Regions from separate parts of the Homo sapiens genome. Here region 1 is linked to region 2. Evidence: read pairs that join two places in POLR2A ChIA-PET (ENCODE). Cell type or tissue: OCI-LY7. All regions are shown on one strand. Links, peaks and the distances in the headings refer to the core of each region. The heading gives the core; the rest is flanking DNA.

The links. ChIA-PET counts read pairs that join two places held together with the same protein. Peaks named below come from ENCODE experiments on the same cell type or tissue, not always from the same donor. Only the 100,000 strongest peaks of a DNase experiment are listed, where the experiment ranks them.
Region 1: POLR2A ChIA-PET joins it to region 2 with 5 read pairs; 6 of 35 experiments call an interaction of 5 or more read pairs at or near these places.

Annotation. Positions count from the first base shown.
Region 1 is chr5:97,105,886-97,122,498 of GRCh38, forward strand. It overlaps LIX1 (limb and CNS expressed 1), which reads right to left. Exons shown (of 6, transcript NM_153234.5): 3 at 1,475-1,615. LIX1-AS1 (LIX1 and RIOK2 antisense RNA 1) reads left to right here. Exons shown (of 8, transcript NR_187470.1): 8 at 7,821-8,530. Among named protein-coding and RNA genes, the nearest start is that of LIX1, 28 kb to the right of the region's middle. In OCI-LY7, for the core only: no CTCF peak of the experiment used is centred there; no DNase peak of the experiment used is centred there.
Region 2 is chr5:97,001,455-97,018,067 of GRCh38, forward strand. LNPEP (leucyl and cystinyl aminopeptidase) reads left to right here. Exons shown (of 18, transcript NM_005575.3): 9 at 1,961-2,092; 10 at 4,619-4,779; 11 at 4,973-5,061; 12 at 12,194-12,377; 13 at 13,485-13,641. Among named protein-coding and RNA genes, the nearest start is that of LIX1-AS1, 64 kb to the right of the region's middle. In OCI-LY7, for the core only: no CTCF peak of the experiment used is centred there; DNase peaks (open chromatin) are centred at 7,229 and 8,197; H3K4me3 peaks cover 1,388 bases; H3K27ac peaks cover 3,100 bases.

The sequences.
Region 1 (16,613 bases), core at 6,752-11,751, 110 kb after region 2:
CTAACACGACTCTGGCGTGGCTTTTGGGCCAGCCCTTCCGTATCCTATGGACGCGGATTCCCGGGAAGGTGGGCAATGGTGACTTTGTGAGATGGAACAAACAAGTGCCAGCACAGATAGCAGCAAATTTATAGCTTTTGAATGCAATAACATTAACACACTGCTGCTGAAATATTTATGTTGGCTTTTTAAATATCCCAGAGGAAATCCATCTAGAAGCATGCAACCATGTATATTCTGTTTCCTTAGAAATTTCCATTTAAAAAATGATAAATTACTTTTACACTGAGGGCCCTTCCCTGCTCCTGAGTAAATTTCACACTTATATAAATCAGGCATAATTTTCCTAACCTCTCTTCCTCAAAAGCACTTGAAATTTACAGGGCTGGAAAATAAAGGCTTCCTTTCATCCTCAGACCAGATATAGAACAGAACTCCCTGGCATCTCCCAGCCAAGTCAATCACTCTTCTTCTCCTGCTCCTTCCTTATCTCTCCTTTATGTGATAAGAAGATTTATGAGGGGAAAAGGGTCACATCTAGTCTGATAGTGTTTCCTTCATCATCATCAGCTTCGCCAGAATGACAGAGCCTTCCTAGTTAAGGGAAACAGAGAAGGAAATCTCAGGTGGGGTTTATCCGTGCTAAAGGCAAACCAGAGGTGGCTAATCCCTTTGGTAATGCCAGGTTCCTGCCCTTGAGCACACACAGGGCGATACTTGCCACAGGTGGGGACTGAAGGCTTCTTTCTTGGCTTATAGTTTGGAAGCAATGGGAGTTGGGAGCTCCAAATCATTCATGGGACAAATATCCTGTCTTATATTGCTTAAAAAAAAATCCTATCTAATTTTTAAGACAGGGTGTTTTGCTCTTAAAGCACTTTGCATTTAATTGTGTTAATTACAGAAATTTTCAATGCTCTCTGAAGAGGTAATTGATATTAACCATGGTAATTCTAATAGCTAACACATATTGGGCATACGGTTTTTCACATGTCTAAACAGTCCATGTTTCCTTAAAAATGCAGATTGCAGGGCCCCACACTGGCTGGGGAATTCGCACTTCCAGTAAACACTTCAGATGATTTTCATGATCTTTCAAGTTCGGGGAAAATGGAGCTCGTTTTCCACTAGATTAAAGCAGTATTCCACTGTATGCGTTCTCAGGCCCTAAAAGAATCAACACTCCTCAATAAGTAAACATTCACTTAAACATATCCAGGTGGATCCAATGATCTACCTTGATTTAAAACATGATTAATTGTGATCAGAGAGATTAAAAAATATTATTGAGATGTGTGATATTATGATTTCCAATTTAAGTATTCTGTTTTCTGAAAATTAACAATTCAGTGGGTAAAAATTGAATCTACAGAATTCTTAAAATAAGAATTTGCTCATGTTAACATCTCTCAAGATTCAAATGCTTCAGAATTCTCAGTGCAGCCATCTCCTGCCCTCCATGGTGGGTACTCACGCTGGTGGAGGCTACTGCTTCCTGAACACTTTCCATAATGAATTCCTTGGTGATCCTGCGAGAGGGCAGCTCATTGAAGAGGGAGTTGATCAGGGCCACTTTAGCTGCATCCCGCCTGGCCTCGGCTCTACTTAAGCAGCACTTGAGAAGGGAGGGAGAAAAGGAGTCATTTGAGAATTTAGCATTTCACCATTCCACTCCTGCATCAATGGGTCTCTGGACATTTCTATTTATACATTTACTGTCCGCATCTATTCTGTTCATATACATTGCTAATTTCCCTGAAGGTCACGCAGATTTTCCTTCAGCTCTAGAGTTCGTGCAAATGTCTTGGTTGATCTTCAATTACTTATTGTCTTATTTTATAGTCATTGAATGTCTACTATATGTCAGAAGCTTTGCATACTCTATTAATGAGTAATGATAAATTAATAATGGCTATTATTGTGTGCTAGATAATTTATATTCATTATCAGGGCCTTCCTCAAATCCCTATTTCAGAAAAAAAATGTAAGGAAAGGAGAAAAGCAAGGAATCTGGAAATACTTGTAACAATAATTAAGAACACAAATTCTAGAGTCAGACTGCTTTCAGCTCTGGCATTTACTAACTATAAGACCTTGAGTAGGTTCATTAGTCTCTCTGCACCTCAATTTCCTCCTCTATAAAATGGGAATAATAGTAGGGTTGAGGTTAGGATCAATTGGTTAATATAGATGAAGCACTGGAAATACCTGGCACACAGTAGCACTTATGAGAACAGGCCAGCCAGACATTTTTATCTCCAGGTTAGTACAAGGGTGCTGCTGTCAATATCTATTGCTTTTGCATTTGCAACATTTGTCCCCCACCTTCCTTCTAGTAACAGTTCCCTGATTTTCTTGAGGACTAGGATTTCTCCCTTGGTCTCAATCCATGCGGTTTTGCTGGGACATACTGCATTCAAACCTTCTTGAAGTTAGGGCCATAGGCAGCCTATGATTAGTGACTCATAAAAAAAATTCACTCCTCTCAAATATAATATTGTGCTCCATCCTGCTAGACTGGCTTTCTGTGGCTCATATGGATCTGGTCGATGCATCCTGATTCTTTTCTGTCCTCCCTGCCTCTGAACAACTAACAACTCCCATTTTTCAAGTTCTGGTTTGGCATCGTTCCTGGGGTTGCAGATAGAGGGACAAGCCCCATAAGTACTGGACTGTCCCTGGAGCCCATACCTTTTGGAGAGCCCAGGAGTTGATGGCCTCTCTCCTACAGGCTCCTGTGAACCCAGGGATAAGTGTCTAGGATCTTGGACTCCTAGGGGGAAACAAGAGAAGTCCAGGCCTGGGTCCTGGTCAGTGGGGTGGCCGGGCACCCCTGACTGTGCTTCTTAGAAACCTGGACCACCTGAACTTTGGGAGCTAATCTTCTCATTGGACAAATAGGGAGGCTAGGCTGTCTGATCTCCAAGGCTCCTACTACCCAAAATGCATGATTCTCAGAATCAGTAGTTCTTGGTGATTGATGGGAAAGAAAAGGAAAAATAGCAAATACCACGCTTCATTTTACAGTTTCACAGAGCAAGGGTTCTGTGCCACCAAACAAAGAAAGCCAAATCCCTCTCATTTGCTTTCACAACATCCCCACCTCCATCCTATCTGCCCTCTGTTGACTATCTCTGCACTGTCCCGGGAACGCTCCAGACTTATGCTCTCGTGTCCTCTAGAGACCTGTCTCTCCTCCCCATCTCCACAAACCTAGTTGGAGTGCCCTGAAGCCAGTTTCCAAGTCCTCTGTGATTTTCCCTCAAACCTTCTAGAACAGTAGTGCCTATATATTGTAAAGACCGTGTCCTTGACTATGGGTAACTTCTTGCCCACCCCTTCTCCCAGCCTCCGGGCCTGGGAGGAGCCCTCATATACTTTTGTTTTTAAAGACTGATTCTCCTGTCACCCAGGCTGGAGTGCAGTGGTGCAATCTTAGCTCACTGCAACCTCCACTTCTTGGGCCCAAGCGATCCTCCCACCTCAGCCTCCTGAGTAGCTGGGTCTACAGGCACTTGGCACCATACCTGGCTAATTTTTGTATTTTTTGTAGAGACAGGGTCTCACTATATTGCCCAGGCTGGTCTCAAACTCCTGGGCTCAAGCGATCCACCTGCCTTGGCCTCCCAAAGTGCTGGGATTACAGGTGTGAGCCACTGGCCCCCTCATATATTTATTTCTTTTTTTATTTTATTTTTTATTTCAATAGTTTTTGGGATACAGGTGCTTTTAGGTTATGTGGATAAGTTCTTTTGCGGTGATTTCTGGGAATGCGGTGATTTCTGGGAATTTGGTGCACCTGTCACCAGAACAGTATACTCTGTATCCAATATGTAGTCTTTTATCCCTCACCCCCCTCCCAATCTTCTCCCCCAAGTGCCCAAAGTCCATTATATTATTCTTATGCCTTTGCATCCTCATAGCTTAGCTCCCACTTATATGTGAAAACACAATATTTGGTTTTCCATTCCTGAGTTACTCCACTTAGAATAATGGCCTCCAGCTCCACCCAAGTTGCTGCAAAAGACATTATTTTGTTCATTTATATGGCTAAGTAGTATTCCATGGTGTACCCCATCTTCCTTATTCGCTCATTGGTTGATAGGCACTTAGGTTGGTTCCATATTTTTGCAATTGCAAATTGTGCTGCTATAAACATGAGTGTGCACGTGTCTTTTTCATATAATGACATTTTTTTCTTTGGGTAAATTCCCAGTAGTGGAATTGCTGGATCAAATGGTAGTTCTACTATTAGTTCTTTAAGGACTCTCCATACTGTTTTTGTATATTACTTGAGCATCCTCCACTGGCTAAGCCAGGCTCAGCACTTGGAGATGCTTGTACATGGTGAGTGTGTTGATGAAATAATTACAAGACTTTTGAAATGGCAAGAACATGACACTGAGGAGAATTAAAACAAACACAAATTAAAAAATAACAAAAACCAACCAAACAAACAACATTTGCCAGGAGACTAACAAAGCAGAACAATTAAGGGCAGGCAGAAGAAGATATTATAACTTACAATAAAGAGTGATTTATTTATTTTATTTTTTTTAATTTTTTTTGTGAGATGGAGTTTCACTCTTGTTGCCCAGGCTGGAGTGCAATGGCGTGATCTTGGCTACCTACGCCTGCAACCTACGCCTCCTGGGTTCAAGCAAGTCTCCTGCCTCAGCCTCCCGAGTAGCTGGGATTATAGGCATGTGCCACTACGCCTGGCTGATTTTGTATGTTTAGTAGAGATGGGGTTTCTCCATGTTGGTCAGGCTGGTCTCGAACTCCCAACCTCAGGTGATCCGCCCGCCTTGGCCTCCCAAAGTGCTGAAATTGCAGGCATAAGCCACAGTGCTGGGCCCAAAGAGTGATTTTCTATATAGCTGTTGAATGAAGAATGGAGCTAAAGTTCCAAAATGAGTGTGGAAAGTAGTTTTTTTTTTCTTTTTTCTTGGTGTTGACACACAAGAAGGCTTTGGGGGAAGCTTTAGACAGCAAGGCCATTCAAGGTTTAGACCTCTTCTAAGTTTTAGGCAACTTGTATGAAACCAGAATGGGTTTGACAAGGTAGATTGGCTTTGTGTTATGGGCTTGGCTGAAAATTTATAGGACATTGAGTCACCAATCTTTCACTGAAGCTTGAGTGCCATCTCTTTTAGGAAGCTTTCCTTGACCACTCTCAAGTCTAGGCTTGGAGGACTACTGTCCAAGGGAGGCACTGACCACACTGCAGTGTAACTGTTTGCTAATGCTCTGCTCCCACCGTCTCCTGGCTGTGAGCTCCCTAAAGGCAGAGCCTATGACTTAGTTGTCTCCCGCCTCCTGTGACCTAGTTTGCTGAATAAGCAACAATACAGCCTAGGAAACTAAAAAACAAGTCACTGAAGCACTAGACATAATGTTCAAGAGATCCTCGTAAAGAAAAGAATGAAAGATATATACTTTTTATTTTTTTTAAATGAGCGCAATTTCAATAAACCGTCTATGGTATGTGTAACTTAGTCATATAAAAATATATTAATGAATTTCAGATGGATAATTGGTCATTGCAGTCAGACACTTTGAGATGACCATTTTTGCCTGAGCGTAGGGTATGTTTATTATTCTTTGGAAAATCAGTTCCCCATTAAAAAGCAAACAACGTTTTTGCAAGTATTACCTGACATCTGTAGGAACAGCTCATTTTAATAGGAATTTAGCTTTACAAAATCTATCATAGAGCTGTTGGAGTTTTAGAATTTAGAGAATTAGATTCAGATCCAGGCACTCTTCAGAAACAACTTCTATCTAAATAATAGCAATTTAAACCATCTTTTATGGAGAGAGAGACCTAGTAAACACTAGTTAGATAAAAGAAGCTATCTATTTTAAATAAGACCAGTTAAGTACTAGATCAAAAGCACCACATACGTTTACAACCAAATGGCACTGCTCGGGAGATCAAAGTGCAGCCCGGCTGAGAGAACAGAAAGAGCCTTTACCCAGAAAGCATGAAAAAGGACTACAGAGACCTAACCAATACCAAGATTTTAAAGCAGACACATGTCTATGCTCATTTTATTATTTCAATGTACAGAATCTTTGCTTAAAACGGGGGAGAAAGTGTTCCAATTAATAAGTACATAAAATAAAATAAATTCTGAGCCATCAAAGGGCTTTTCTTGCTATTGTTCTTGGCATTTCTGAAAGACAAGTACTTCAAAATGTCTATAATGTTAACCAGCCGCTTTCTTCTAAATTCTAGAACTACAAATCTCAGCCAGTAAGGGCTGCATATTTTTCTCTAGGGATCTTTTAATGGGACCTCTCAGCCCATAAGAATCTTTACTGGGGGAAGAAATTTAGCCAAACGGCAATCTGCTTGGTTGCAATCTAAATCAGAATGTGAATGTTGCTGTAAGAACAGGCACTGTTAAAGTTACTATCAAACAGTGGGAAACACTGTAAGAAAATAAAATATGGTAAGTGACAGGACATTTTATGGATGTGTCCAAACCAGTCGTCAAAGACATCGGTTGGGGAGCGAGTGAAGTATGATGTTATTTCAAAGTAACTTCCTGCTAGAGTTAGACTTCCCAGGTTATACAGTTCATTCTTGCTATTTTTTAGCCAGGCCCTAATCATAAATATAGATTTGTAAACCGTGTCTTTTCTGTTAACCATTCTTACTTGTTAATATAGAAGGACAACTTCTGTCCTTTGCACTTTGCGAAAGTGCAGAGCTGGGATATTTAAGTCAAGATTTTACTAAAGTCAGCTGTGAATTTCTCAGGCATGTGGAGCCACATGCTTTCCGAGTGGCCAGCAGACCTCATTCAGACATTTATTTTGATGTTCAGATGCCTTTCATTTGCTGGTAGATTATAAACCACTATAATCATTTCAAAGCCTCCTGGCTCTGATCTAAAATTAAAGTAAAAAAAAAAAAAAAAAAAAGAGTGACTGTGGCATTGCTCAGGAAAGCTATTCAAAGGCAGTGGTAGCCAGTTTGTAAGATTCCCCAGTGACCCCTGCCCCGTGGCATTCACACCCTTGTGTAGTCCTCCCCTGCACTGCACCAGAGTTCGTTTGTGTAACCAATAGAATATGGTAGAAGTGATGGCAAATCCCTTCCCATATTAGGTTATAAAAGACACTATGACTTCCGTCTTGGTCTCACTTGCCATCTCTTTATAAGAGAAGAGAAGTGGAACCAAGAGGAAAAGTCACTGCCTTGGGGAAAGTCACTGCCATGTTATGAGCAGTCCCAAGGAAAGGCATACATGGCAGATAACTAAAGCCTTCTGCCAGCAGCCATCTGAGTGAGATGGGAAGCTGATCCTCCAGCCCTGATCAAGCCTTCAAATGACTGCACCTCCAGCTGACAGATTACCAAAAGCAACCTCCTTCCAGAAGACCTTGAGCCAAAACCACTCAGCTAAGCTACTTCCAGATCCCTGATCCTCGGAAACTGTGCGAGACAATAAATGTTTGTAAGTTTTCAGGCTATTTCTTATGCAGCAATAGGTAACTAATACAAAGGCTTTGCTCACCACAGGTAATTAAGAAGTCTCAATGAAATAATCCACATTGCTGGCACTATGTGCTTGGTACTATGCTGAGCACTTTATGTTTATTATCACATTTTGTTACCACAACAATCCTATAAAGTTGGTTTTGTTATTATCCTTATTTTGCAGGTGAGGAAATAGAGGCCTAAAGAGGTTATACATCCCAAGGTCATGCACCTTAAGATGTGAACAAAACAAGATTTGTTTTGTTCTCTGGTCTGTCTGACTTGGGAGTCCAGATTTTTAACCACTTTGCTATTTTGCTCTTCACAGAAATGGCCACCCACTTTGGAATAAAGAGGACATATAATTTGCCTAAGGTCACATAGCACTCTCTAAATCAGTACAGTATTTTAGACAAAGCTTCAACTTTGCACTTTTATGGGTCATTTTGATATAAGACTACAAGGATATCTCCTCCCATGACAAACTTGACTTCATTTACAACAAAAGGCCAAGCAAGATACAGTACACTGTGGGGATAAATGGTACTCACTGAGGACAGGAATATGCTGACATTATCTCAATTTCCTCCTCCCTCCTGTTGTTCTCCTTTGGATGCTTTCCTGGACTATAGGGAGAAGGAAAATAGAGAAAGGCCAACTGCGACTAGGCCAGAGATCAGATGTTACCTTGTAGGAAGCATCTCATTCTAACCTTAAGTACTCTCTTGATGAAGTACGGGGCCAAGAGATTTTGGAATTCTACCACACAAGGTTGCTCAGCATTCCAAGAAGTATTGATAACTCTTCAAGAGCAAAAGTCATTTAAATTAAACTTCTCTGGCCGGGCATGGTAGCTCATATCTGTAAACCCAGCACTTTGGGAGGCTGAGGCTGGAAGATCACTTGAACTTAGGAGTTTGAGACCAACCTGGACAATGTAGCAAGACCTGGTCTGTACTAAAATTCAAAAACTAAATAAATAAAACAAAAAATAAACTTCCCTCGCTCTGATGAATAAAAAATTTCCCCCAAGACTAACTCATTTTGGCCCTGTATTTTATCATAGATTAAGATGACCAACAAGTCACCAGGACCCTATAGGGTACACTATAAAGATTGCTGCCAAGCCTAGGCCGGGAGTTTGGACCAATAGTTCAAAAACTTTAGTGTTCATAGTACAGTTACCCAGGAACTTGTTAAACATGTGTATTCCTGCGCCCAAAGCTGACCTACTGAATCCGAATCTCTTCAGCTATATGATGGTGGGGTCTGCATATAATAAGATTTGCGGGTGATTCTGACATGTGGACCCAGGACAACTCTTAGAGGAGTGTTGCTGAAACCTCTGCCCCTGCCATGTCTCATTTCCAACAGGCAGGAGCAGAACCAAGTTTTGTGGGGCCTGAGGCTTACACAATTTGGGGGCCCTTGTTTAAGAAAAACAATATGAAATTACAAATAAAAAGATTGGCGTTGTGATTTACAAAGAGCCTCTGCAGAAGCTTCATTGTCTTCATTGTAAAGCCACTTCTGCTAACATCAGAAATGCTGATTTCTCATTAGAGAAACTGCTTCTACCCAAGAGTCAAGGAAAGTAGCATTCAGGTTTAAAAAAAGTCCTTTATGATAGTTCTTCTACAATTAGATCCTTAGGAAGTACATAGCACTACTGACTTAACTAACTGAGGTCTCAATTTCACTTCTCTGCTTAACAGTTTTTATTTCTTCTATGATTATTTTCCAGGGTGTCACACTATGTAATGTTGAGATTTAACCAAGATTAATTTGTTGACCAGTAGGCTGTCCTGAAATAAAATAATGACTAGTTAACTATTTAGCATTAACTGAAGTTCTTATATTAATTGAAATAAAATTTTGGTAATCATGTATGTGTTATAAATAGAAATTCCTAATAAGAAATTAGTTTTTTTATTACTTATTTGTGAAATACTTTAAAACTATCTGTAGGTGTCTTACTGATTATAGAACCATCTTCTGGCCAAGCTGAAGCAATTTAGACATGAAACAGTAACTTTCCTGGTAGCCCTCATTTGATTAATGATTGTTTTCCATGCTTTGTATTAGAAAATAGGCAGGATACATGTGTTGAGTAGTTGTTTCTACATCCCAAGGTTTTACTGTACTTACATCCCAACTACAGTGCTTTCTTTAGGAATGCATATGGAAGGACATTGATACAAGTAACTTTCTATCTTAAACAACAGACTTTCTACAGTTATTCACACATGTGTTTTAAAGACATCAGGAGAAAAATGGTCTCCAGATCTAAAATGTATAAAACACATTTTAGGCACCTTTTCACTGGTGCCTCCCAATGGTAGCCAAGGAGTTGAAACACAGTCTGTAAGAAGCAGGATTAAAAAAAAAAAAAAAGAACAGTAATGTAATAGCTAATGTGACAGATTGTATCTATTTGCAGATTCAAAGCTGAAGATGCCATCTTCTCTGGGGTCAAGGGCAGGTCAGTGTTATTTAGGTGGCATTTATTCAATAGCACATGGTACCCAAGGGGTTTTCCAAAGCTGGGACTTTGCAGGTGGCAAAACCAAATAAATTGACTCTGTGAGAAGTGAGAATTCCTGCCCAAATCCTATCGGCTGTTAGGTCTGTCATTCAGGTGCTTGGGAACATTTTGCTTTTGTGACTTGGAGTCCGACTTTTAGCAAGTGACTTGCGGAGTTTGTGCGTACTGCCTGACAGCTCTGGTCAGTGTCACCAACACCTCGGTTTCATCCTGACAGCAAGCCTTCACGAAGAATGCCACAAACCAGACCCTGTTGCTAACGGAACCCCTTTCAGTGCTTTAAAACCTTGACTACCCTGACCGAAGCATGAACATTTGCATGTGTTCCAATTTATCTAATTGTGGATATATTAACATTTTTTCTCCTTCCAGATGGTGATGTGAAAAAGGGCAACCGTTGGAACTCAGTCACCCAAGTTAATATCGTGTCTATCCATAGGTCAGGGTGGCTGCAAATATGTTGGGAACAATTTAGAGCTCTGTGTGTGCTGGGGATGGGGGTCTTAGCTAGGTGTGGGGGAGGGGACTGCTCTGGGAGTCCAATTTTCAGAGAAAACTCACCAGTTCCTGTCAACTGAAAGAAATGTTTCATGCACATGGTGGGTCAGAATGTTATTTTTATAATATAAACCACCTGGCCTTCTCCTCGTTTACCTCTGCCGCAATGCTATTCTACACACATACCTAGACCAAGGTCCCTGGTAGCTATTACAAGCCTGTGTTGTGCTTTGCTCCTTGAGGTTTTATTCCTTTTCTTTTCTTTTTTCTTTTATTCTTTTTCTTTTTTTCAAGTTAAGGTGTAGACAAGACGAATTGATCAGGGCTCAAGATTTGGGTTTATTTTTATAGTTGCTTTGATGTGAAAGGAGTTGGGATGGGGGAGTTAGGGAGAGATGGAGTCAGGCTTTCTTCCCCACTCAGCAACTCACTGAGCTGGTGAGCATCTTTCTAAAGTTTATGAACTAGGGGCTGGGAGACTCCTGTGGAGATAGTCTGAAGTCTTTATTTACCATGGGGCCTTTCCTAATCATTTCTTTCACTACATTCTATATTTGGAGGTCAAGAATTTCTATTCACTTTGTTTAATAAAAAAAGAAACAGATTAAAGTTAGGGAAGGAGGCTGGGGAATAAATAAAGGGTCTCATTAAAGCAATATGCACTCCCAATTTCATGGGCAAGTCATTAAGATCTGATAATTAGCTGACATATGACTTTCGAATGGTTATAACTAACCTTCCCGTCTTTGAGTCTCATTAGTTATAAAACAGGATGCTTTCCTGTGGAGATTTCCACCAGGAAATACCTCCTTTAGAAGTTAAGTTACATTGCATAGCATGTCGTCCATCTGAGTCAAGGTATACCACCCTAGAGGCAGAGAAGAGGTCATGGATAATTTCAAATAGAAATACTAGGCATTAAAACAGCATTAGTGCTGGGCAATAGTCTCAAGTTTATAGCAGGAACTAAATCCCTATTTGGGATGTGGAATGTCAAGGCCAGGCCTTATTTAACGCTCAGCAAAAAGAGCATTACAATTCCATTGAGTCAAGTGTATGAATTAATCAGATTTTCTTAGTCATTCTCTACTGGGAAAAACTTAATTTTATAAACTTAGTTTATTGTGATTTAAATGTACTTTTAATTCCATGGACTTTGAGAAGACTCATTTAACGCATGGAAGTATAAAACGCGTTTTTATGTCTGGTAATGCAGATTAAGTTTGCTTACTGCCTTAAGTAACTAAAATAAAACAAAATTAAAATACTCCTCACCTTGTTTAAGGCTGTATGCTCCTTGGAAAAATAGTTTTTCTAGATATCAGCATAGGCAATAGCTTTGGTTTGAAAACCAGATTGGCATAAAAATCAAAACCCATCAAATGAATTCATTGCCTTTTAGAGACAGAGCTTGGCAAGGAGCTCATCTGCACTGTGTGCCACCCCGCATCTCACTACTCTGCAGCCCTGTTTTGCAACACCAAACATTGGTTACAAATGGAAAAAAAAAAAAAAAGGTCAATCAACAGTTTGCCTATGGAAGAATTGATTGTCTCAACCTCATAGAGTGCTTGGCACTATTCAACTAGCCTAAGTACCAGAACCCAGTGTTTAACACCTGTACTTATTTTCTGGGAAGCCATTTTAACAACAAAATACTTATGTGAAAAAGATATAATGCCCCGATGAGTGAGTGTCTCACATTCCAAATAGATCGAGCTATCACATTAATATTTTTGTCAGGAGGCATTTTTCATTCAATCATAATTCATGCACATAAATAATCACATGCTCTAGTACTATATTCGAGGAAATTTTTCCTTTTTAGTCAAAATAAGAATGAAATGCATTAATTCAAGTCATTCCAGCAGGCTATATGTGGAAGACCACGTCACTGACTTGAAAGCAAAACTTGAATCACAAACCCTTTAAATCAAAATATAAAATAAGATAAAATACTCAAGTTCCCTTTTGGATTTGGAAGCAAAAACAGCTGCTGCAACAATGAGTGGCTTTCCTTCTGAGTTCATCAAGAGGGGAGCCAGACGTGGATCTGATGGCCCTTGTATTGCTCTATTGTAAAAAAATGGAAATTACTGCAAGTTTTCATGGTCATGATATGTGGCTAGGGAAGGATTAACTGCCTAGACAAAAGTGGCATGAAGAAAATATGTCTAAAATACATGAAATACTTAATGCTTGTAATGTTAGAAAATTATTTCTTTTATAAAAGATCCAATAAGTACTAATGTGTTTCAATACAACTTTCTGAAAAAAAAATTTTTAATCAGTAGATTATTTTATTTATTTTTTAGAAATGCAGAAATAAAATTATATTTTCACTTCTCTTTTTCTATCCTGTAGTAACTTATGAAGGCCTGGTCTAAAGGCAGGGCTATGGCTGCTTTCTCTCTCTCTCTCTCTTTCATTCTCTCTCTGTTTCTGTTTTTTGTAGGTTGTGGTGTCAAGGCTAACTGAAAATTCTTTAATTAGCTTTCATGGACACAGCTTCCCATTTACTTCAGTGAGAGGCTTCTCTGCATAAAAACCAGTGGTTTGTATCCATCAGAGTCTTTGACTGGACTGCTTTCCTTTGATTAATCAGAAAACTAAAGTTCAGTCTGAATACTACTTTCCTAAAGAATGAATGAGCATAATCTCTTACAGCTTTCATGAAACTGCCTGAAACCAGAGGGATTAGTCCCACAATCCAGTCCCATACTCCACTTCAAGTATTTTCAATTACTTGGCACCATTGGTGGTGACGTCCATGGCTCAGTAAGAAGGCTACTGCTGGCATAATGGTTTCTCCATGTTTCAGCACATGGTCTTGGCATTAATAATCCATCGTGAAATGATTTGTAATGCACAGGGGTGACATTTGATTATGTGAAAGGCATTGCAGGAATGAGCATGTAGGCTCTTATAGTCCAACTGCTGGCAAAAACATGATGAAATGTTATATGGTGAAAATAGCATTTAAGATGGTTTCTGAACTGACAAAGAAAAGTGTAAGCACATTGCTTTAGGAGAAATGTTCTTTCATTTTTCCCCCTGGTTTTCCTTCTCAAGTCATATTTTGGAGGGCCAAATGGGTGAAGGGGCCAGATTTGGCAGCCAACCACCCAAACACATTTTCAAAACATACTTGATTCAGGAAATTCTGGATCTTTTTAAGCAAAGATGTTAACAGTCCTCCTGAGAGCCTTAAAATATGATGATTTAAACATAAAGAAAAGGGGACCCTAAAATGATCAGAGAAATCAGCAAGAGGCCTCCCTGCTGAAGTTTTCAGTTTTTCATTTTGTTTCCTATTTCTTTTCTTTTTTTTTTAAGACCACAGGAGGATGTTGAATTTATTACCTAAGGGAAGAGCTATCATTTTGGGTCAAAATTTATGAGATGATAGGAAAATTTATACTTCTCCGGGTAGCAAAAACAAAAACAAAAACAATAACACTAGAATTTCTTACACTCATATCTTCTAGATCCATTCACCAATCTGTCAAATGCATTATATTCTAGATAGAGTATAATGAATGTATGAACAAATATAATGCATGCCTGGGTGTGAGTACTGCCAGATCTTGGTTATTTATGGTCCTAAGAGTCGGGTGGGGAAAAAGTTGCTATGCATAAATTAAATCCAGAGAGAATCATAAGATATTTTTAATCAATACTTTTAAATTCATCCATTTTCAAAACTTTAACCACAGATATGAACAAAATAATATCAGCTGATTTTACTGTTACTGACTTTTCCTTCCTAGCCCACTATCTTGCAGATTTAGGTGAATGATCTTAGCTGACTATTGGTTACATACAAGAATGGACAAACATTAACTTCATTTATTCTTTGGATTTGTTATTCATTCATTTGGCTATTCACTTAACACAATTTATTAGGCACTTTATGCACTGTATGCGAAACACAGTGCTTGAGGTCATGGGGAACATAAGGATACACACCCCATCCCTGGAACTTACATTTCAGTAAAGGGAAAGAACATGCACATAGACAACTGGAGCATACGGTAGAAAACATTAAGCCTAGTAGAGAAACAGAGAACACTGCTTTGGGAAATCACAGGAGGTAGGGAGTTCCATCAGGGAGATTCAGAGAAAACTTTTTGTGGAGTCCTGGAAGATGGTCAGGGTTTAGACATGAAGAGAAGGTGGCAATAGCATTTCCTAAGTAGATCTCAATGTGAGTATGGGAATGGTTAGAAGAGGTCAAGACATGCATGAGGAACAGTTAGGTAGAAGCATTAAGTGTCAGAAGAGGAAATCGGGGAGATAAAACTGGAAGGGAAAGTTGGACCAGCTGTAGAATCTTTATTGCCAGAGTAAGGAATGTATGCTTTAATAAGAAAGTAACAGGGAGCCATTGAAGCCCCCCTTTTTACTTTCTATTTTGAAATAAATGCTACGCTTATATAAGAGTTGCAAAGATTGTAAAGAGTTCCCAGAAAGTAGTCCATATCATCTAAGTTTTCATGTTTCAATGAATAATGATTTATATAGTATTCTTATATTACACTCCTATGATTATATCCTCTCTTTAATGCTTAGTGTGGTGTGTCTTTTTTCCTTAATCGGAAATGCCAAAGATCTGTCTTTCTTATTTGTCTTTTCAAAGAAATAGTTTTTGATTTTGTTAACCAAGTTTGCCAGTTTTTGTCCCATTTCAGGGAGCTAATGCCCCCTGAAGTTTCCCTAAAGCTACGTATATGTTCAATCTAATTTTAAAAACAGATAGTGTACATATGCAGTATCAAAAAAGTCCCTTGATCTACCTTTAAGCAGAATGCTGTCTCTAAGTCCCACATAACCACAGAGCTGTGCTTTTCTTTTGTTATGATTCTGCTTGGAATATGTTGGGCCATTTCCATTTGACAACCTATGCTTTTCTTTAACTCAAAGAAAATTGCCTCTGTTATTTATTTCCTCCCCTCTATTTCCTTTGTCTCTTTCTAGAGCTCTTACTAAATTGATGTTTACCTCCAAAATTTATCTGCATGTCTCCTGTACTGTCTTCCATCTCTGTCTTTTTGCTCTAAGTTCTAGAAGACTTTACTTAGTTATTCCTTACTAATTTGGCTGTCTATGTCTGCTACTCTATTTGCTCCTCTTAATTCTTTATACTTATTGTTCTAATTTGGCCATCATATTTCATTTTCTTGCTCCCTGCTTGCTCCATTTTAATAGCTGTTTTAGAGAGAAATATCCTTTCAAAATTTTCTGAGGATATTAACTTAATACTCTTTTACATTCTGTGCTGCTTGAATTGTTTTGTTCTTTTGTTTGCTTGCCTTTGGTCTTTTATGCATTTGGTTTTCCTTAAATGTTTGGTGATCTTAAGTTCATTGACATAGATGGACAAACAAGTACATTAGTTTAGATGGCTGACAAAACCTTCCTCTATGCTTGAGAATGTCTGTTTCCCTAGAGGGGCTCCCCTGAATGAGAGGACAGCTGGGTGCTTCGTATTGAATGGGGTGTATTGACAGGCAGACTTCACCTTAGGATGCTCAATAATGGACCTGCAGGCACAAGTGGGTTGGAGAGCCTCTTCCTCAATGGCTGCCTTTCTTTCCCCTTCGCTGCCTCTCATCCGTGTCTTTGGTGTCCACGGTTACATCAAGCTCTGTTCTGAGGCTTCTATACCCACATTCAAATCATCCTCCTCAGTCAATTCACTTTCATTTACCAGTGGTAAAAACACACTGCTGACTACTGTTCGGAGTGGGGAAGGCAACACCTCACTGGCTGGATGGGTCAGAAGTTTTGAAAGCAGTTTTTGATTAGCCTTAAAATTACCCCAGGACTGCATTCTGCTCTTTGCATTTGTTCATGTGAACCTGGAGTTTCTCTAGCTCTTCTTTACTTTCACAGTACGTTTCTCCTATATATATTTAGACTGTGGCATCTTTGCCCCTAATAATTTGATTCTACTCTCGTCTCCCGGAATTGCCTCAAAGTTCATCTCTTCCAATGGCACCCTTTCTTCTTGCCTAGCACTATTGTGAATTTACTTATTTTAAAACATGTCTTTGACATTTTAGGGAATTTCAGACT
Region 2 (16,613 bases), core at 5,694-10,693:
ATATGGATTAGATATCCAAATGGAGATACCACACAGGCAGTTGGATATGGGTCTGAAATTCAAGGGGGAAGAAGTCTGATTAGATATATAAATCAGGGGATCATTTGGAAACCTTGGAGTTGGGAGATCAACTAGGAAGGAAATTTAGATAGAGAAAAGGGGTCCAAAGATCAGATGCAAGGACACACTTTCTTCATTGGAAGATGAGGAGGATTCAGTAGACGAGACCGAGAAGGATGGCCAGTGAATAGGGAGAGAATCAAGAGTAGTGTCTTGCAGCTCTCAAGGAGGAGCAGGTGATCAGTTATATCAAATGCTATCAATAGGTTGATAAGATGAGCCTGAGAATTCACATTTGTATGGCACCAGGAAGTTTACCAGTGACCTTGATAAAAATACTTCCGGCCGGGCATGGTAGCTCACGCCTGTAATCCCAGCACTTTGGGAGGCCAAGGTGGGTGGATCACCTGAGGTCAGCAGTTCAAGAACAGTCTGTCCAACATGGTGAAACCCCGTCTCTACTAAAAATACAAAAATTAGCTGGGCGTGGTGGTGGTGCCTGTAATCCCAGCTACTCAGGAGGCTGAAGCAGGAGAATCGCTTGAACCCAGGAGGCGGAGGTTGTAGTGAGTGGAGGTCGCACCACTGCACTCCAGCCTGGGTGACAAGAGTGAGACTTCATCTCAAAATAAATAAATAAATAAATAAATACTTACAGTAGAGTGATGATTAGAAGATGGCTCAAGAGAAAATGGAAAGAGAGCAAATGGAGATGGCAAATTGAGGACAACTCTTTTGAGGAGTTTTACTACAATGGGGGAACAAAAAAACAGCACGGTAACGAGTTGGTAACGAGGAGGGTGAAGTTAGGGAAAGGTAGAGAGTCTTTTATTTGTTTAAAATTAGGAATGTTACATCGTTTTTGTTTTGTTAATGGGCATGTTACAGTATGAAGGGAAAAGTTGGTGATGCAGAAGAGAAAGGACTGTTGGGGACAACAGTGAGTACTTAAATTTATAGAACAAGTAATAGCTATGAAGTGTGATACAGAAATGAGAGTAATAGGTAATAATTTAGTTATGTGTACAATAATCTTGACATTACTACATTTTTATCAAAAGTGAAATTCATTCAAAAACTACTAGAGTGCCTACTATGTAGTGGGCATTGTTTTTGTCATTGGAGTTGAGTTTTCACTTTTTCCTCTCAGCTTACTGCATAGATGAGGAAATAAATGTGTAACAGATACAGGATGCCATATAAATTGTATTGAAGATGGAGAAATGTGATTTCTATTTCAAACCGGGAAGGTCTTCACAGAGGAGGTGGTGCTTATTTCAGGATTGCGAATGATGACAAGCACATCAATGGATATAGTGTGGCCTTAATATTATGCTCCCTGCCCTATACATTTGTTAGTTCCAAGCATTTGAAGTGACTCTGCAGGAAGAAGAGAGATTCTGGTTACTTCACAACACAATATACTAAAATAAGAAATTAATGACCTACCTAGCAGGGAGACTTTTGAGAGCCTTGTCAATTTATTGTGTCTCCAGCACACAATAAATTCAATGGGTGATTTAAGCACTGGGGATGGAGGTGTAGGTGCCACAGAAAATTTGGCATGTTTTTCTATTAAAATGTTTTTATAAATACTTAGCTTTTCAACACTAACATTGAAACAGTGAGTATACCAATAGACCACACAGAATGACTCATGGTTAGAATAGTGCACATGGGAATCTACTCATTAATTCTTTTTCAAATCCTTTAAAATAATTTTAAGACAGTTGAACACAGTCCACATCTATATGAGACTAAGTAGCAGTATATTATAACTAAGTTCTACATATGAAAGTAAATTTTTAGAATGACTGTAGTTTGAATTTTAGATTCCCAATTCGATAATCTATAGTATTCTATTATTTTCTTTCTTTTTCCTCACTTTTTTTTTTAATAGGGATCTTCTCTCTTGTTGATGTTGAAAACTTACCTTAGTGAAGATGTGTTTCAACATGCTGTTGTCCTTTACCTGCATAATCACAGCTATGCATCTATTCAAAGTGATGATCTGTGGGATAGTTTTAATGAGGTAAGTGACCTGGGTAATTTATTTAGCTCTTACTGTAAAAAGAGAGGAGTTCGTCTATTTATACTTTTTAGCATGTGTGTAAGTTAATCTGTGGTACAAAGCATAGTTATTTAAGAAAGGGGGGGATGGAGCTTGCTATATAAATATTTATGAATGGAGCACTAAATTTTATGTCAAGAAATGGGAGTGCTGTTCTTAGTTGTTGGAAAAGACGTGTGTGGGCTTGGGTAGCCAGTTGTTTTTTTTTTTCCTGTACCTTAACTTCTATTCCTATTTTGTAGGAAAGTTGTCTTCTCCGTATTAATGAATATTACTATATTTTCATTATTTGACTTTTTTTCCAGAAATCTCTTTTCCTATCCTTACCCTTTTAGTTTTTCTGCCTCTTTTGAATGATTCTGTACTCTGCTCTATGAATCTCTTGCCTTTGTGACTGTTCCTCCAGAGTAGATGATACATCACAAGCTGACTGCATATTATCCTTGGATGATTTTGCTGTTGGAATTTTGTCATTCCTGGAAATATTCTAGCAAGCAGTGTAATTATGTAGAAGTTACACTTCAAAGCAGCACATGAACCCGGGCTGCTTCATGCATGTATACTGACTGCAAAACCCTTATAAGCATTTGTGTTTGTTACCCTGATTTAGATTGATGGGTCATAATACTTTGAAAGATCACAGATTTGACTGAGCGTGGTGGCTCACGCCTGTAATCCCAGCACTTTGGGAGGCCAAGGCAGGCAGATCATGAGATCAGGAGTTCGAGACCAGCCTGGCCAATATGGTGAAACCCCGTCTCCACTAAAAATACAAAAATTAGCCAACGTGGTGGCACATGCCTGTAGTCTCAGCTACTTGGGAGACTGAGGCAGGAGAATCATTTGAATCTGGTAAGCAGAGGTTGCAGTGAGCCGAGACTGTACCACTGCACTCCAGCCTGGGTGACAGAGCCAGACTCTGTCTCAAAAAAAAAAAAAAAGAAAGAAAGATCACAGACTTATTTGGAAATTTGATGAAAGTTCTGGCCATATTACTCAGAAAAACCACATATGTGCAGAACATCACACACAGTTTCAAAGTTTTATTGACTCTAGGTTAGGAACCCCTGCTCTGGATCTTTCTCATACACTCTTTACTGCTTCTTTGCCTCATCTGAATCCTGATACTTTCTAGCTGTTAGTCTTTTGCCCAGAAGATATACCTTCCCTACTCTCTGAATTCTCTTTGAGAACTTATTACCTAACAGTTGTTCCCAAATCATTGTTTTTTTCCTCTGATCATATAGTAGTATTTCAATTGAAAGCCACATTGTTTACTTTATACTTACTGTCTTAATCTGTTGGCATTTAGAACATATTTCTGCCTTTCTCATTGACTGCAACTTTTGCATCATGGTGTTTTTCCATCCCAAACTAGTTCCTAACATTATCCTCAGGTTTTTCAGCACCCACATCAAATTATGCATTGGCCTCTTCACTTCAATACTGCTTCGACACCCAAAAGCACCTTGGTTTTAGGCAAGCTTATTTTCTTCTAATCCTCTGGTTCAGAAATAAATAGGTCAGAGCCATGATAAATACAAGTTTAATTAAAATGGGAAGATTTGCTCCATCCTTTTGTGCTTTAAATAAATGGGCATATGGTGATTGAGGTGAGGCCTGCCATAGTAGAGTGATTTTATCAATTTAGGTACATCATGACTTTGTTGCTTACAATTCAAATTCATATATAATCTAGAAAAATAATTTGAATCCTGAGTTTAACCCACCTGCTTTAAAGAGACTGTTGTTCAAAAATTGCTTCTTAGTTATTGATACTAGATGTCTTAGGGGCTTTGGGCCTTAGAGGGTCTGCAAAGCTCTGACACTAGGTTCTAGATTTTATAGATAACTTCATATATTTTCTGGGAAAGAAGGGCTGTGACCACTAAAGTAGTTTACCACTGTTTTCTAGAAAGACTTAAGGCAACTGACCTGTTCATATGTCACTCTTCTGCTGCCGCTGCTCCCTGGCACTCCCACAGTATTAGGTCCTAAGAGACTATCATTGTGGAGGTGGAGGGTAGGAGCATAAAGAGAAACCCAGACTCAGGTGCTTCACAGGATTGAGTAGCAGTGTTTCTGATTCTAGACTGTATATCATTATTCATATCTTGTAGATGTTAGTATTGTGATTTGAAAGAATACTTATACCTTCTTAGGGATTTTAACTTGATGAATTTAGGGATTTTAATGAATTCTTAGTTGGTTGATATATGTGCCACTTCTCAACCTAGTGCCTCCCTCACTCCCTTAGCTATCACTTAGCTCTGTTCCAGGTTACATTCCTTTTAGCAGTTGCTCATTTACCTAGATTAGAAGTGTAAACTCAACATTCATGTTTCTTTTTTATATTAACATTAAATGTAGTCTTTATAGATGGTAGGAAAAGAGGGAAGGGTACAGATAAATTAAAATGTAAAATTTTTTAAACCAATTTTTATTTTTAAGGAAAAAGTTTTATATATATATATATATATTTTGTAGGTCACAAACCAAACACTAGATGTAAAGAGAATGATGAAAACCTGGACCCTGCAGAAAGGATTTCCTTTAGTGACTGTTCAAAAGAAAGGAAAGGAACTTTTTATACAACAAGAGAGATTCTTTTTAAATATGAAGCCTGAAATTCAGCCTTCAGATACAAGGTACATGCCCTCTTTCTTTTCATGCCATCTCTTTTGCACTCTCAGGTGGAAATATTTTTAAGTGTTTTATAATCATAAGTTCTTGTGAAACCTAACAAGATTATCCCTTCCTAGGAATAGCTTAACCTTCCTACCAAATTAAAAAAAAAAAAAAATCATATGTAACTAATTTTCCAATGTTTTCTCTTTACAGCTACCTGTGGCATATTCCACTATCCTATGTCACTGAAGGAAGAAATTATTCAAAATATCAATCGGTATCATTACTGGATAAGAAATCAGGTTTGACTATAATGACAGTTCTGATTGGAAATGGCATAATTTTAAAAATCTGATCAGAGTGCATATATAAGATTACACTTTCCAGTGTGCACACTCTCTGAACTGGTTTTATGAGTTGCATATGCAAGATGTGACTAATGTGAGATTGATTCTGTATATCATGCACAAAACTGGCTTTTAGCCATGTGAAATAAGGTACAAAAATTTGCAGAGAATGTACTGGCATTCCTGAAAGAAAATAGCGAATGCCATGTTTTTATACCCAAGATTAATATTTTGTTACAAAATAAGAGGAGTTTCTTAAAGTATCCTCTGCTATCTACTGTCTAGGGTTGGGCTGAGGCAACTGCATTTTAACAAGATACACCCTAAATGATTTGTGTGTATAATTGAGGTTTATTCATGATTGGATTTAGAGTAAATAGTTATTGCAATATGCCCTGCAGACATAGTATATGTTTTGGGGAACAAGAAAATGGGGCATGAAACTATGATAGGAAGGGGGAGGGGAATAGTAAAATATAAACGTGGTGTATGCTGACCTACAATATAAAAAGCAATTGAAATGTAATTTTGGGCCATTTGTTAAATACCACTATGAATGTCACACCACATATCTTCCTTTTAATTTACATCCTAAAGAAACACAAGGCTCTTGGGTTCTGTAGGACCCGTTAGTGATGCTTTGGATTGAAGAAAAGGGAAAATTTCTCGTTTGAATTTGGATCTGGTGTCAAAGCCTATATTTTTGAGGGGTGAGTGTAGCTTAGTGGTAAGAGAATGAGACTTTAGAGACTGCCGGGTTCAATTCTTAGCAGTACCATTGATCACTTATATGATTTTAGGCGAGTTATGTGAGCCTCATTCCCTCAGCTGTACAAAAGAGATAGTAATTATACTTACTTTATGTAGTTGTGGTGAGGATTAAATGAGTTCATTTATATGAAGCACCTAGAACAATGCCTGGCACATATTATGTGCTGTATTAATGTTAACTATCATTAACGTTATTGAAAAAGTAAATCTTTAATATATCTATATTACATAAAACCTTGAAAATGGAGAGCAAATCTTATTACCCTATCAAAACTATTCTTATGATTATTTGTTTATAGTCATTTTTAATAAATATTTGTACTTAGTCAAAATCATTATGTATATATGATTTCTGTATCTTGCCTTTTTTAACTTAACATATATAGTAATTGACTTAACCTACTTGATTCACCATTTGTTGTTATAAAATATTGCCTTAATTAAATATTTCAAATCTTAAAGGTTTTTCCATTATATGAAATTTTTTAAGGAATGCTTTTCAAAAATGAAGACTGCAGTACCTTTTGTGATTTGGTACATATAACCAAATCGCCCTTTTTATTGTGTAGTTACAGTTGATAATGCCACCTGAAATACATGAATGTGCCAGTTTCATTGCAGTTTTACCATAGTGGAGTGTTAAAGCAGCAACAATCTAATTATTTAAAATCCTAGTGGTAGTTGGTAATGTCATCATATCTTTGATAGCATAGCTGGAAGTACAAGGAATTGCTACTGTCTTTGAGTAAACAAAACTCTAACTTTGAATGAGCCGTAAAAGGATAGTCTCTAACCCAAGAGAGAACAAATAACCCCATCTCCCTATATCCTGAAGCACAGCTAAAACATGGCTGGAGTATTTGCAAGAAACTAATAAGGAAATTTTGCAAACTTTCTGATAGTATATTAATTTTCAGTGCTATTAGAAATAATTGGGCAATAAGAAATCTGCTTTTATTATCTGTTTTTTGTTTCATTGGTTGATTTTTTTGTTTGTTTTTTCTTGTTTTTTTTTTTTTTTTTTTTTTTTTTTTTTTGAGTTGGAGTCTTGCTCTGTTGCCCAGGCTGGAGTGCAGTGACAATATCATAGCCCACTGCAGCCTCAAACCCCTGGGTTCAAGCAATCCTCCTGCCTCAGCCTGCCAAGAAGTTAGGACCACAGGCATGTATCACCATGCTTGGCTTAATTTTTGTATTTTTTGTAGAGACAGGGCCTCACTATGTTGCCCAGGCTGGTCTCAAACCCCTGGCCTCAAGTGATCCTCCTGCTTTGGCTTCCCAAAGTGTTGGGATTACAGGCATGAGCCACCGCACCTGGCTCCTCTTTACTCTTTTTTTTTTTTTTTTTTTTGAGACAGAGTCTCGCTCTGTTGCCCAGGTGAGAGTGCAGTGGCGCGATCTCAGCTCACTGCAAGCTCCGCCTCCCGGGTTCACGTCATTCTCCTGCCTCAGCCTCCTGAGTAGCTGGGACTACAGGCGCCTGCCACCATGCCCGGCTAATTTTTTATATTTTTAGTAGAGACGGGGTTTCACCATGGTCTCGATCTCCTGACCTCGTGATCCGCCCACCTCGGCCTCCCAAAGTGCTGGGATTACAAGCGTGAGCCACTGTGCCCACCCTCCTCTTTACTCTTTACCTGAGTTTATTCTGAGCTTGTTGAGCTCTTTTTGAGAGTTTAACCCCATAGACTAGCTCATATTTTACTGCTTTAGCCTTCTAGGCCCTTACCTGGCATTCTGTGCTTTTGCCGCACAAAAATTCTATCAGCAACTCAAACATGCCATACTGCCTCTTTAGGTCTTTGCATATGCTATTTTCTCTCCTTAAGGAACACCCTTGCCTCCTCACTCCCTCGGCCTACTCCTGTTTATTCTTCAGATCTTAGCTCAGCCATTGCTTGCTCCAGGAAACCTTTCCTTCCCTGAAGACAGTTTAGATGCCCTACTTAGGTTTTTTAATAACATTCTCTACTTCTCCACTCATAATATACTGTAAGTACTGTTCACTCATATCTATCCTCATATTAGGTATTTCCCCCATTGACGGTAGTGATCATGGCTATATGAATCACTGTAAATCACTTTTAGCACTTAGTAGGCACACAAAAACTTAATGAATTAGTAAATTTTAGTCCATAATGAAGTGACTCCAGTCTCACTATAAAAATTTCTAGGAAAAGAACATGCAAAGCCTGATAAAATGATGTTTTCTTTTTCTCTTCCTCTTCTTAGTAAAGAGGAATATACAAAATTCACTAGAATATAATTGATTTAATCTAGAGCTGGAACTGGGCCAATACATGATGAAAGTAGTGTCTGTTACTTCCTCTTCTCAACTGTGTTATTTCCCTTGCTGCTGCTGCTGCTATTTTAATTCCTGCCATTTCGGGTTTAGAGAGTCCACATGAAAACTTCTGTCCTTACGTTTGACCCTGAGGACAGCTGAGCCTTCTTGGTTCCTAATGCTCCAGTGAGAATTACTCTTAATTTAACTGCATTTTTATTTTTTCTATTCTCAAAAGAAAGGTAGCAGAGAGGGTGACTTCAGGCTTCTTTTATGCTGTAATACTTTAGTATAGTGTATTATTTTGATGCTTGATGGTTGGTTAAATCTTTAATATATTTTCTTTCTTTTTTTAAATATATTTTCATGTGTTCTAATTCAAGGGTTGTTGGGTTAGTTCATTAGTTCAGTTGTATATAAGAGTTATGTTTGGTCAATGTATTTGTCTCCTTTTCTCACATACATGAGTTTTGAACAATTAGTATTTATTGTGCACAAGAAATGCTGATGGGGCCATTTTTCCAGTTTACATATTGAGGAATTATATTTTTTAAAGTTTCCCTCTTCCCTTTCTTCCTCCCTCTCTCTCTCTCTTTCTTATCCACATTTTACTCAGACCTAAGATCTTTAACTATAGGAGATTTTCGTATTAAATCTAATGCAAAACATTCATGTTTCCAAATGGATATCACTATCAGAAATACTGCTGTGAAAGTTAAAGATATGTCATTGGAAGAAAAGGTAATTAGGATGAAAGAAGGAAGGGCATATAGTAATTAAAATATTTATCATGTGCCATTCTCTGCTCTTGCCTTTTTTTCCCCTAATAAAGGAGAAAGAAAGGGGTATTAGAGAAGGGAATGCTTTTGAACAGGAGTGATAAAGTTCAATAGCATGTATGATGCTAGCCCTCTGGAGCAAACTGTACAGGAAATTTTGTAACTTTGTAGTAAAAACGGGTTTTTTAGTTTCAGAACTTTAGTTTTTTTGTAAAACAGTAGTTGATTTTCGTAGCTCATTGACAAATGGTTTTTAAAAATCACTGTTAGATTACTTCATCTGGGCTTCTGCCATTTAATATTGCAGTTGCTCACTCTTTTTTGCTACTCAATAGACTGAAAATTGAAGTGTTAATCTGTTGATGACTATAGTAAATTAAAAACATATGAGGGTAGCTTCATCCACGTTTGAGCTGTAGGATGTAGTTACTTCCCTTGTGTGCAAAGCTATTATTTTTCAATACCTGTGGTTTTAAGGTCCACCATTCTGGATCATTCAGAAGAACTGAAAGAGACTAATGATGTTGATTCTTTAAATGATAACTCTGTCTGTCTTTGTGCTGTTGGCTGTACTGCTTTATGTTGTGTCATCTCGATGACAGTAATAATTTCAAGTATATTCCCAGCTGTGTCCCTCCTCTTTACCATCTGGACTTGGCTAGGTTTACAACATGGCAAGCTGCTTATCAACCAAGGTATTCCGTATGTATTTCAATGTTTTCTGCATCCATCTAGTGGAACAATTGTCATAGCCATCATTTCTTGTCTCCTTTTATGGGCAAGGGAGACTTGGGTCTCTGTAGCCCTTCTTTCTGGGGTTGTTTCTTTTCTTTACGTTTGTTTTTATTAGAGACAGGGTCCTGCTCTGTCACCCAGGCTAAGGTACAGTGGCATGATCATAGCTCACTGCAGCCTTGACCTAGTGATAGTTGACCTCAAGTGATACTCCTACCTCAGCCTCCTGAGTAGCTGGGACTACAGACATGTGTCACCATGCGGGCTAATTTTTATTTTTTGTAAAGATGATGTCTCACTATGTTGTCCAGGCTGCTCTCAAACTCCTGGGCTCAAGTGATCCTCCTGCCTTGGTCTCTCAGAGTGCTGGGATTACAGGTGTGAGCTGCCATGCCCAGCCCTAGGGTTCTTTCTTGATAAAAGCTCCATAGGATATAGTGTTTGGTGACCTGGAGAGTGTTGATATTTTTGGATTAGCTAATGATAAAGTTAATTTCCTTAGTCATAGGTTTGCTAAAAATGGCTTCAACTTGGAGCAGCCACTGCTGCCATCACAAGTATCCCTTAAAACTGCATTCTGCCCTTGAAAAAGGAATAAACCTTATTTAACTGATCTTTCCCATCTGTTGCTGTATCAGCAATATAACAGAAATAAGTACGGAATTTTTTTAGTAAGAAAGACTGCTTAGCTTATTATGTCCTGTTAAGACATGATCAGAATGTCTTTTTCATCTTAAACATCTTTTGCAGTATCGATATAATTGGAATAACAAAGATATTAAGGGCATCTGACACATTTGAATAATTCATGTTTTTGAAATTGATAAATCCTAAGGTTTCAGGTACTAATATATAATCTTTAGTACCTAAGCTAAGGCTTCAGGTACTAATATATAATCTTTAGGTTGAAAACATATTTATAAAGCATTTTATATAAAAAACCTTCACTACAGAATTATAATGATAGTGAACATTTTAAAACAGCCTAAATTGTTCAAAATAGATTGGATAAACTTGAAATGAAATATTATGAAGATATTTGAACACTGCTTATGAAGACAATGGAAAAATGTGCGGGGGGATCTGATAGGTGAAAAAGGATAAAATAAATGCATATAGATCTGCTGTATAAAATATTAAAAACAAGTATAAGACAAAAACTTGGCAAGAAGTACATTCCAAAATGCTATCATCGTCTGAGTTTAGATTATTCTTATCTCTACTCTTCTTTTTCTTACAATTAAAAATTTTTTTAAGTATTTGTTACTTTAAAAGGGGGTAAAAATTATATAATAAATATCTACAAACCTTTGTCTACACTTGATTTAAAACTATTTATTGTGACATAGTCATTATTTATTCATTCACTGACTAATTCAGCAGTATTTGTTGAGTACCTGCTAGGTCATTGTTATAGGGGCTGAGGCGTTAGCAGTAAGCAAAATAGTAAGCTTATGTAGCTTATATTCTATTAAATAATAGTAAACCTCAAGATGCTTAGAAGCATACCCCATTATAATTAAGTCTACATCCTTGTTGCCAACTTTAAAAGACATTTCTTCATTAGCAGTTTTAAGGATTTTAAAAATTCATACATATATTTTGTGGTCAGTTAACTCTCAGCGCTTCATTATTGGTACATTAGTTGACATAATTCCATGGAAATTTCTAACAGTTCTCTCAGCATTTATAGTAGAGACCCCAGAAGTGCCTATCCTTTCCTATTGTTTTAACCCAATTATTTCTTATTTGTCCCTTATGCAATCTTAAGCCTTCCCTAATGTTTATTTTGCTAGCTTTAAATAATGTGACTTTTCTAAATGGCTTTGTTTGTTCTTCCTTTGCTAACATGACAAAAGACAGAGGCCAAAATGGGACACATTTTACACAGTTCTCTCACTGTCTTCCCCTGCTGCCTCATCCTACACCTTTACTTTCTCCCTCCCTCTTTCCTCTAGCCATAATGAACTTGGGAGCCAGTTCAGTGCATGGATAACATGTATACTTTCTCTCTGGGCCTTGAGCACTTGGGTTCCCTACTATATCTTCTTCACTTGGCCAACACCTACATATTTTGAGGTCTCTTAGAAGAATGACAACTTAGATGTCATTTCTTCCAAGAAATCGCTCCTAACTTTCCCTAGGAGAGGGAAGCATTTTTTCTATGTGCATTCGTTGAATGCTGTCTTTTCTTTTTCTGTCAATAGCGCTTGTATGATATTGTACTTGCCTGTTTACTTTAGACTGTGAGATCTCTAAAAGCAGAGACATATCTACCTTGTTCACCATTTGATTTCCAGCACCTAGCTTACAGCCAATATTGCACAGTAAATAAATAATTGTTAAATGAATGTCTTGACCTTCACTAACGTGAAAATAACTGTACTTGGAGACAGGCATTTTTTTCTTACTAGAATGATTAAATATAAAAATAAACTAAAAAACAAAGCACTCATAATTTTTTTTTCTTGTCCAATTGTCTTCTCTCTCAATCTCTCATTTTTTTGGTTTCCATTAGGTGTCATCAATCTTACAGAAGAAGTGCTGTGGGTCAAAGTGAATATAAACATGAATGGTTATTATATTGTACACTATGCAGATGATGATTGGGAAGCACTAATCCATCAGTTGAAAATAAATCCTTATGTTCTGAGTGACAAAGACCGAGCCAACCTTATCAACAACATCTTTGAACTTGCAGGGTAGAGTATACTTAGTTTGAGATTTTTTCTTTTTTTAAACAAATGTCATTGAGGTAAAGAACATATATGAAAAACAGTTTGAAAGAACTAGCATGTATTGGTTGGTACAATACATTTTGGAGGATTGGGAAAATATGTGTTCTTTGCCTCCAGGGACTTTATAAAACATTAGCTACGAACATACTGAACAGTTAAATGAAACAGGATTTAATAATAATTCAAGACTAGATATCAAAAACAGGATACATATTTTGTTGACTAAACTTGATACACGAGTTCAAGCTCTATTTTATTTTATAAGAGAATTATTTTCAAACAGCAGTTGGTTTAAGCATGAAGCTTAGTGCTTATGCATTGGTTTTGAGGGACATCTCTGATGGCTGGAGCCACCTTATCTGTACTGCTTGCCTCCCCAACCACCTCATGCATTATAGAATCCCAAAGCCAAGGATGACAGTGACCTCATGTAAACATATTCTCTGAATAGAATATTACCAATTTAGATTGATGATAGGCTTAAAAACACTGACGTGTTCCTTCTCATCTCCCTGGGCATTTCCATTTTGTCTCGTTTTTTATGAAGTGCCCTTCTTACGTCATCCTAGCCATTGCTGCTGTGATTCCTATAAAATGGTTAATTTTAAAAATGTACTCACTGTAAATTCACAATAGACCTTGTCATAACAAGTTTGAAAAACAAATTCCCATTAAACCAACAAATAAAATTAAAAAAAGAAATCAGATACTCTCTATGCTATACTCTCTTTCCTGGCAAATATAACTAATTAATAAATAAAATTAGTACTATTCATCTTTTCTAACCCAAGATATTATACTTTTGCTGAGTTAGTAGCAATTTACAGGAGACTTAGGAATAAAAAAAAATGAGCTATTGTTTATCTTTCTCTTGAAATGCCTCTTTAATCTTGGGCCTCATGAAATTAATCAGAGATAATCATATTTAGCTTAACTTTACAAAATGCCACTGTAAGTTTAAATTTTTGGTCTCCAAGACTCACCATCTAACCCTAAGTTTCTCTTTTAGCATGCATAGACTTCTTCTGTGTGTCTCTGCATATTTACTTTTCCTGTTCTTTTATCCTTTAGCCTAGGCAAGGTACCTCTCAAGAGGGCCTTTGATTTGATTAATTATCTTGGAAATGAGAACCATACTGCACCCATCACCGAAGCCCTGTTTCAGACAGACCTCATCTATAACCTCCTTGAAAAACTGGGATACATGGATCTGGCCTCAAGACTGGTGGTAAGTCTGCCTTTTTGCCAGCTTCTTGCTGTTTATCTTTAATATTGTTATTCATGGTTCCATTTTCAGCCAGTAATAGGCTGAAAAAGCAACCAGTTAAATTCCATTTTCTTCACTTTCCTGCTTGTGAAATCTTTACTTAAAATCAAGATGTTGCTTATGATGAAGAGCTGATAAAGGCTTAGTATGATATGGTCTTGTTTGAATATCAAAATACAGACATTTGACACCACTGTCAAAATGAGGTCACATGAGAATAATATTTCTCTATTCAGATCCTGTTTTATTTCTACATGATGAATGTTTGAAATAGGCCCTTTTGCAAAGTAGATCTCCCCATTAATTTTCTAGTGGTCATTATAAAATGACAGTTACGTTTGTATTGAGAATATTCTGTTTAAGGGTTCTTACTGATAACTATCTAAAGGATAATGATGCTGGTGGATATGTTTCTTTGCAAAGCACTAAAGGAGTCTTAGTATTAGAGACCATTTTACCTTTCTTAATATCAACTGCCTGATCTTAACAGTTGTTATTTTGGATACTTTTAATATTAAACTGTTGAGAGACTTTAAAAGCTTGGAAGAGAGTGAAAAATTATTTGTTTTTATCTAATTCTCTGAATCAGCGCATTTTGACAACAGAGTTTGCTTTATAAACTAGTGAGATTTCCCAGGGACCCAGGCAAAAGGCAGCTTTTAGGGAAAGGAAGGCAGTATTAGACCAAGAATTAGAATAAGTCTTTTGGGGTTTTGGTATTCTCATTGGTGAAAGGAAGGGGTTGGATTAAATCATTTTTTTAACATTTTTTTTATTATACTTTAAGTTCTAGGGTACATGTGCACAATGTGCAGGTTTGTTACATATGTACACAACCTTCTTTCTGCCTCTGTTACTGCCTTACCCTGCGTCTCCTATGAACAGTTCTCTCATCACCTGCATGATTCTCAGTGAATGGAGGGAACGCAGGGCAGAGTGGATGTATGGAGCTTGAAAAGCTTTTCTCCCCCAAAAGTTTCTGATCTGACCCCAAAGGAGTTACCCCATCCCTATCCATAAGCAAGATGCTTAAGTTAGATGATTTTCTGAGGTCTCTTCTAATGGTTAAGATTTTTATCATTTTCTATTTCATAAGGCTTTCAGCTAGCAGCCTTAATAAAAACCAGTGCCTGGAACATGACCTGGCCTGTAGTGACACTCAGTAAACGTTGAGTGAATAAATGATTGAAACACACCAGAAACAAGTGCATTTGAGTGCTTTTACACACCGTGCTTAGTGCTTAATGTAGATTACCTCATTTAATTATCACACAGTGCCAAGGTAGATATTTCTACCCCCATTAAATAAACGAGGAGACGGAATAGCTTCTTTAAAGTCACTTACCTAGTAAGTGATAAAGCTGAAATTCAAACCCAGATAAATTTCACTCCAAAGACTTCTGTTTCTGTTATATTGCTATTTGTAAAATCAATTTGTGTCCTAGCAACGTCGTCTTTCCAGGATACCTTTAGAAAAATTAAAGCTTTCTTCTTGTCATATTCTTTTGAAAAGCTTGCAGACCATATATTTAAGGTTTCAAGTGACTGGCCCACATCTAGTTGTTCTCCTAAAAATGAAATTGTCAACTTAAGAGATTTTTTTTATATCTAAAATGCTAATAATGACTTTTTAAAACAATATTTATGTGCCTTTCCAAGAAGTATGCAAATAGCTTACTCATCTCTTTAGGGCAAACTGGGAATCCAATATCGACTTTCTAGTGTTAGTGTAGTAAAGAGATTGGCCATTAGTTAACCAGTTCAGCTATTGTTGATAGACATTTGCGTTATTTGTAGTTTGGAGCTATCATGAATAGCACTGCTATGATGTCTTCGATGAATGTCTTTATGCATTTCTATGGGATATATGTCTGGAAATGGGATTATTGAGTCATAACACATGCATAGTTAATAGTGTACTATCAAATAGTTCTTCAAAGTTGTACCAATTTACACTTAGCAGTATATGAGAATTCTAGGTGCTCTAGATCTTTTCTGATGATTATCATTCACACTAAATCTTTTTTATTTTAGCCATGTGGATAGGTGCATAGTGGTACTGCAATTTTGACTTGAATTTACATTTTTCTACTGATGTGAAGATGATTTTCTTTTTGATATATGTATTGACCATTAGATGTTCTTTTGTAAAATGCCCATCTTTTGCTTATTTTTCTATTAAATCGTCTGCCTTTTTCTTGTTGATTTGTAAGAGTTCTGTATATATCCTAGATATGAATCTTTTGTTGGTCATGTATATTTGCAAATATCTTCTCCCACTCCATCTTGCTTTTTTTTACTCTCTTAATGATTTTTTATTAATATGAGTTTTAAATTTTAATGTAATCTAGCTTATGAAATCTTTTCCTACCCCTAGATATTCTCTGTTCTCTTCTGAAAACTTTATCATTTTATCCTTTACATTTAGATCTGTGATCCATCTGGAATTGATTTTTGTGGATGGTGTGAGGTAGACACCAAGATTCATTCTTTTCAGTATGGATATCCAGTTATCCCCAGGACCAGTATATTTTATTGCATAGAATTATGTTTGAGGTAATTAGTATGATATCAACACCATTTGGGGTAGTATATTAATTTTCTAGGGCTATTAAAACAAGTTATTGCAAACTTGATGTCTTAAAATAACAGAAATTTATTCTCTCATAGTTCTGGAAGCCAGAAGGCCAAAATCAAGGTATTGGCAGAGTAAGGTTTGCTCCTTCTGAGGAAGAATCTGTTCCATTCCCCTCTCCTAACTTCAAGTGATTGCCAGTAATCCTTGGTATTCCTGGGCATGTAGGTGACTAACCGTGGCCTTTGTCTCTGTCAACACAGTGTTCTCCCTGTGTTTCTGTGCCCAAATTGCCCCATTCTTAGATTAAGGCCCACCATAATCCAGTATGACCTCATCTTAACTTGATTGTACCTGC